2 separate regions of the Homo sapiens genome follow, and region 2 is linked to region 1. The links are chromatin contacts, found by Hi-C or POLR2A ChIA-PET in ENCODE. All regions are on one chromosome and are shown on one strand. Each heading gives the region's core, a stretch centred on a gene start or an enhancer-like site at or near the end of the contact. The rest is flanking DNA. Distances are from core to core; before and after follow the strand shown. Region 1 holds the start of PHF11 (PHD finger protein 11). Region 2 overlaps DLEU1 (deleted in lymphocytic leukemia 1).

Region 1 (3,234 bases), core at 347-2,846:
GGTGGCAGTAATGGAAGTGGTGAGAAGCAGTCAGGCTCCAGATACAGTCAGGCTGAACACAGAACTGGCTGGCCCGACTGATGCATTAGAAGGGGTGTCCGGAGGAAAGAGAGGCCCTGAGGAGCCACTAAGGTTTTTGCAAGGAGCACCTGGGCGAATGGAATGGGCTGGTGGTTGAGCAGGTTTGGAGTACCTGAATACAGTGGAGGAAACAAGAATTCTCTTTGGGACATACTCAGTTTGAGATCATTTCAGAAATGGAAGAAGTTGGTTATACCAGTCTGGAGTTTGAGGAAGAGGTCAGGATGGAAGCGCATCTCCCGTGACTTACCTTACAGTCCATATGTATACCAATGAATGAAATATCCAACTGATTGGCTTGTGGTTGCCACGTATGATGTTTACGTGTGACGTTTTGTGGTTTGGTGCCTTTGTGTCATCCTCTCTGCTGGGAACACCCCTTCAACTTTTCCACCTTTGGCTGAGTCTTGCCCTTTAAAGGTAAGCCCATGAAACATGGAGAAACCCTCTCTACTAAAAATACAAAATTAGCTGGGCGTGGTGGCACATGCCTGTAATCCCATCCACTCGGGAGGCTGAGGCAGGAGAATCGCTTGAACCCGGGAGGCAGAGGTTGCAGTGGGCCGAGATAGCGCCTTTGCACTCCAGCCTGGGCAACAAGAGTGAAACTCCTCTCAAAAAAAAAAAAAAAAAAAAAGGGTAAGCCCAGCCATCCTCTCCTCAAAAAGCTTTCCCTGAAGACTGGGAGTCAGGAGTCTCTCATCTGTACCTCTGTGGTTCTGACCTCCTCATTAAAGTTGCCTAGTAGAGTCTCTAGGGCAGGGTCTGCCTAACTCATCTTTGTATGCTCAGGACCTTGCCCTGAGCCTGGCACACCGTTTGGAGCTATACACACACGCAAGGGCAGGAACCCATCAGAAGACCCACCCACTCAAGTAGAGGGCCGGGGAGGACTGGAACGACTGGAGAAGGGGAGACGGGTTCCAGTCACGTCCTCCGTGAACGTGAGACCCAGCTCTTCCCTCAGGGCCGCCCCCTGCCTCACCGCATCAGGGCGCCCCTCCACTGTCCTGGTTTACCGGTGAGCGGAGGGGCGCTAGGAGAGTTGACATCGGTTGTGGTGGAAGCACTGGGCTGTCACCCGCGGGGGAGGTAAACCGAAGCGTGCCCACCACTCGCGCGAAACCATGGGCAGTCAGAGCCACCTGTGGAACTGGCCTGGGCCGCGCCCTGTCCTCTGGCCCCCTCCCCCACCAACAGGCACGCGAGTGGTGAGCCAAGTTCGTCCAGCGCCGCCCCGGCGTCTAGGGCCCCGGCCCGGAGTAGGGGCAGGTCGGGCCCCCATGCGGCCACGACCGGAAGGCAGGCCCCTTGACCGGGCCCGTCGCTGCCCAGCCCCGCCCGCCCGCCCGCCCGCCCCCGCGGTACACACCGGTGGGAAGGAGGAGCGCCTCCTGCGCGGGCCGGGCCTCCGGGCTGCTGGCGCCGAGCACCCTCTCGGGCCGGGGCGGCGACGCCTGGGCCATGACTGTGCTGCAGCTGCGGGTGGCGGCCGGATAGCGAGATCCCGGAAGTGCCCCAGCTGCACTAGGTTTCGTTTTCTTAAATCTGGGCTGTCGCTTTGAGTCACTAGCCGGCCCGGGGAAAGTTGGGTGTGCAGAGAGGGGTTGTCACACACACTGCTCCAGATTCCAGTCTAGTCTTAATTTGAATAGCTTAAAAAACCCAAACGCCGGGAGCAGTGGCTCACGCCTGTAATCCCAGCACTTTGGGAGGCCGAGGAGGGCGGATCACGAGGTCAGGAGTTCAACACCAGCCTAACCAACATGGTGAAACCCCGTCTCTACTAAAAATACAAAAATTAGCTGGGCATGGTGGCGGGTGCCTGTAATCCCAGCTACTCCAGACACTGAGGCATGAGAATCGCTTGAATCGGGAGGCGGGGCTTGCAGTGAGCCGAGATCGCGCCACTACACTCCAGCCTGGGCTACAGAGCGGGACTCCGTCTCAAAACAAACAAACAAACAAACACACACAAAAAACAAACAAACAAAAAAACCCCAAACGCCAGGCTTCCCTACTCCACCCCCCACAACACAGCGGGAGAAACAATCACTCTCCTGAGGGTTCCTCCTAAAAACTATCATACTGGCCGGGTGGGCGCGGTGGCTCACGCCTGTAGTTCCAGGACTTTGGGAGGCCGAGGTGGGCGAATCACGAGGTCAGGAGTTCGAGACCAGCCTGGTCAACATGGTGAAACCCCGTCTCTACTAAAAATACAAAAATTAGCCGGGCTTGGTGGCGGGCGCCTGTAATCCCAGCTACTCGGGAGTCTGAGGCAGGAGAATCGCTTGAACCCGGGAGGCGGGGGTTGCAGTGAGCCAAGATCGCGCCACTGCACTCCTGCCTAGGCGACAGAGCCAGACTCCCTCTCAAAAAAAAAAAAAAAAAAAAAAAAATTATCATACCGAGTTTGGCTTAAATAAGCATATCTTAAAAGGACGCAGAATTAGCCGATCCTAAATCCAGTTGCCAGTAGCAAGCCTTTATTTAGCACCCATAGGGTACAGAGCACCATACAAGATGAGGTTTTCAGTGAATCTAACATAAATGCATATAATTATAGTTAAAAAATAAGTTGTTCTGGAAAAAAGACATATAATAGTTGGTGGTTTGCTGAGGAATTAAAGGAAAACTGGAGGTCTTCCACTTTCAGCAGGTTGTAAAGAGGAAGACTGCCAACTAGGGATAGCAGAAGAGAGAACATTAAAAAGGACAATTTGTATAGTCTTGACAACTATGAAATGAATTGCAGAAGAGTGTGGGGTCTGCAAAACAGGGAAGTGAGCAGACAGACCCTAGCAGCCAATTTTTAAATTTTTTTTTGCCCTCCATGCAGGAGGATGAAAGAGTATTTCTTGCCAGGCCAAAATGAAAGGCCCTTTATAAAGAGACTGACATTAGGGTGTTCCCCAGCAAGATAGCTCAGGTAGGTCATAGTAAAACAAAGAGCCCTTTACCACACTCTCAGCTTATAGTAAGCTTTTTGGTGTTCCACACTTAAATATGAGTAGACTACCAAGACCATTAACTCTGAGGAAAGCCTATAATGTGAACGACCAAAACAAACATACAGGGGAAACAAAGAAACAAACCCTGGAGGACACAGATTATGCCGAAAGAATACAGAGATGCATGCCTGTATGTGTATGT
Region 2 (3,234 bases), core at 307-2,806, 870 kb before region 1:
AGCAAATTCTGAGAGTCTGAATCTCTGTTCTGACACTTTAAAGAACACTTTTTCAGGGTCCTAGTCACTGGGGTTTTAGAGCGGCTGCTTGAGTTAGGGTAGTTATATAGAATGTGGAATAAATAGCCATTGGACCTTTGGCTTTAACATTACACATTTCAAATTCTGTTTTATCTATAGAACTAACCTGGCCTATACTTGTGTTGACCCACTAGTAAAAAAGAGAATGTCTATTAAGCTTGGGCCAATTTATACTCTTTGAATGAATGTGTTCTGTATGGTGGGAGGAGAAAGATTTGGCCATACATTGCTACATCCCATGTTGCCTATGGACAAGAGTGTTCCTGACTGTATTCCTTTCCTAGGGCTACCATAACAAAGCACCATACATTGAGCAGCTTAAAACAGAATCATATTCTCTCACAATTCTGGAGGCTAGAGGTGTAAAATTGAGGTGTCAGCAGGGACATGTTCCCCCCTAAACCTGCGGGTGAGTGTCCTTCCTTGCTGCTCTCCTAGCTACTGGTGATTCACTGGCAATTTCTGGCATTCTTTGGCTTGTAACTGCATTAATGCCAGTCTCTGCCTTAGTTGTCACGTGGCATTCTCCTCATGTGTCTCTGTCTTCACAAAGCCACCTTCTTATAAAGACACCAGTCATATTGGGTTAGGGGCTACTCTGGTCTGAATGTTTGTGTCCCCTCAAAACTCATATGTTGAAATCCTAACCTCCAAGTTGATGGTATTAGGAGGTGGTGACTTTTGAGAAGCCATGAGGGAGGAGCCCTCATGAATGGGATTAGAACCTTTATAAAAGAGACCCCGTAGAGCTAGTTTGCCCCTTCCCCTATGTGAGGACACAGTCAGAAGGCACCATCAGTGGACCAGGAAATGGGCCCTCACTAGACACTGAATCTGCTGGTATCTTGATCTCAGACTTCCCAGCCTCCAGAACTATGAAAAATAAATATCTGTTGTTTATAAGCCATCTAGTTTATGGTATTTTGTTATAGCAGCTCAAACAGGCTAAGACATGAGCCCACTCTGCTGTGAGGGAGAACCTGTCCCAGGTCTCTCTCCTGGCTTCTGGTGGTTGGCTGGCAATCTTTGGCATCCCTTGGATTGGAGTTACATCTCCCCACCTCTGTCTTTATGTTCAAGACGTTCTCCCTGTGTACAAATTTCCCCTTCCTATAAAGGCACCAGTTATCTTGGTTTGGGACCCACCCTACTCCAGTACGACTTCATCTAAACTAATTGTATCTACAACGACCTTATTGCCAAATAACGTCACATTCTGAGGAAATGGGGATTAGGACTTCTACACATCTTTTGAGGGGAAGATATCACTCAACCTATAGCGATACCTCTTCTTTTGGCTGTTCAGTTGCAGTATTTAATCCAGTGCGATGAATGTGACAGTAAGTGTCCCAATGTGAATTAAGTCACCAGGCCAGCTCTGCCTACAAAAGCGCATAGTAGCACCATGGTTAGTTACCTCACACCAACACACCAAACAGCTTCACTTTCAAGATGACTGGAGAAGAGGTTGAGTGGGGTTTCATCAAACTTGTGGTCATTCTGACTAAAAGCTGGAATGGGAACTTTTCATTGTCACTTAAGACATAATGGCATTGTTGAACTTTAATGGCACAGCAAATAGAATATCAGTTTATGGGGCACACTCAGGTGCTTCTGTGCTGTCATCTCATTTGAGGCTTTTCAAAGGACAGTGGTGCTTTTAATCACAGCAACACTATATAATAATTAGTAATGACAATATGTACTTTGAGTTGCCCTAGAGGGCCACAGAATCTCAGGCTGCCACCCCTGCAATTAGATTAACAGCTGGCAAAAAGCCAAATTAGGGAGAGAGGGGAGAGATCTACTATCAAATTCAATAGGCGTTTGTTTTGAATTAAGCATTCAACCTCCTGGTGGGGAAATCTGCTCTGATTGTACCCTGCCATTTATATACGTAAAATACGTTAAAAGAAAAATACATATTCTGTACCCTGTTAGCCATTAACAGTTTTCAGAGTTCTTTCTCATTAGGCTATTTCTAATGGGACCCATGAGACTCAAGTTCATGATTGAGGGAGCTGCCCCTATGCCAGAGAAGGTCCCTGAGAACAACCAGGAAGACACAGTTTGTATGCCCCTTATTTATTTTATTTCATTCAAGCAAACAGTTGGCAAGAGCAGACATTTCCTATTGCCTGGGCACTGTTTAATCACTGTTTAAATATTTGCCATCCTGTCTTTGTTTTGGTTAGAATTGCTGAGTTAATGTAATACAGATTTGTACCCTCTGCTGAGTGAAATATAGATTTCGTCTTCTGAACTAGGGCTATGTTCACTGGAAATAGTTTTCTCACTCCCCACCCCCACTGCTTGTCTTTCATTTTATGCATTATATTAATCCTTTTCATAGCTTCTCAAATGCCTACAGGTTACCGACAAATTGCCCCCAGGCAGTTTCAACACTTTCGGTTTCAGCAAACCTGGCCTTATGTGTGACTCATTGTGAAATTTTAAGGACTCTTAAGTCAATCTCTGAGTACCAACTTAGAAAAATATCCGTCCTAGGCAAGAACCTCATCATCTGATGGACATTCTGAGGTTAAGGTAAAATGAGTTTCTGGCCTCAGGCCAGTTTCTGACCGGCAGCGGGTTTGTACCAAGGACCCCTTCTGTTAACGAAACTCTGCAAGGTGGAGCTGGATCCGGGTTAACTTGGCTTCTGTGTAACCTGATTTCCCCCAGGCCTCACAGCCTGGGTATACTTAAACAGTCACCTTAACAGTCATAACTCAGATTTCACTGCCTCTCACTCCCACCTGTTGATAGAGAGCCTATGGCTCCATATTTTACAGAATTTTTATAAAAGTGCATTTCAATTTTAACAGACTCTCAATGTCACACTTCACAAATCGAATGGGATCTGAACAGGAAAGAACTATGAGTATGTGGCAGCATTCTCACTCTTTCTCCTCCTCTCTGATAACCATGATTCAGTTCTCTAGCAAGGCTGTCATTTCCGGCTCCTTCTCCCCTCAGAACAAGCACCCTCTCACTCCCACACTCCTCAGTCCTCAGCAGTAGGTTCTTCTGCAAGAACTTGCAGACTGGCCAGATGGTCAGCTCTCAATCCCAATTGGACTCTACCTTAGGACTCCAGCAGACCTGAAATAGCTGCTCACTTCTCTGGAAAAAAACTTTGTTGAAATTAAA

What was found. A loop is a pair of places that touch in the nucleus more often than their neighbours do. ChIA-PET counts read pairs that join two places held with the same protein, here RNA polymerase II (POLR2A). Pooled maps may share reads with other maps.
Region 2: a loop to region 1 is called in a pooled map, with 6 times the contacts of the local background. The contact joins the enhancer-like site here to the promoter of PHF11 in region 1. A Hi-C loop is called at or near these places in 5 of 50 pooled maps. POLR2A ChIA-PET finds 5 or more read pairs at or near these places in 3 of 52 experiments (B cell, IMR-90 and WTC11).

What each region holds. Positions count from the first base shown.
Region 1 is chr13:49,494,315-49,497,548 of GRCh38, reverse strand. It overlaps PHF11 (PHD finger protein 11), which reads right to left and starts at 1,596. Exons shown (of 10, transcript NM_001040443.3): 1 at 1,454-1,596. The coding sequence starts at 1,547. The region is part of intron 12 of SETDB2-PHF11 (SETDB2-PHF11 readthrough); the gene reads right to left. It overlaps SETDB2 (SET domain bifurcated histone lysine methyltransferase 2), which reads right to left. Exons shown (of 14, transcript NM_001160308.3): 14 at 2,546-3,234. RefSeq lists enhancers at 1,015-1,064, 1,555-1,794, 2,105-2,790 and a silencer at 1,255-1,534.
Region 2 is chr13:50,365,298-50,368,531 of GRCh38, reverse strand. All of the region lies in intron 2 of DLEU1 (deleted in lymphocytic leukemia 1), which reads right to left. Among named protein-coding and RNA genes, the nearest start is that of DLEU1-AS1, 160 kb to the left of the region's middle. RefSeq lists a silencer at 1,405-1,699. Within about 2 kb of position 1,556, at least 16 of the 41 ENCODE cell types and tissues checked have a DNase peak (open chromatin) inside an H3K27ac peak, as active enhancers do; they include B cell, where a contact is called at or near this core.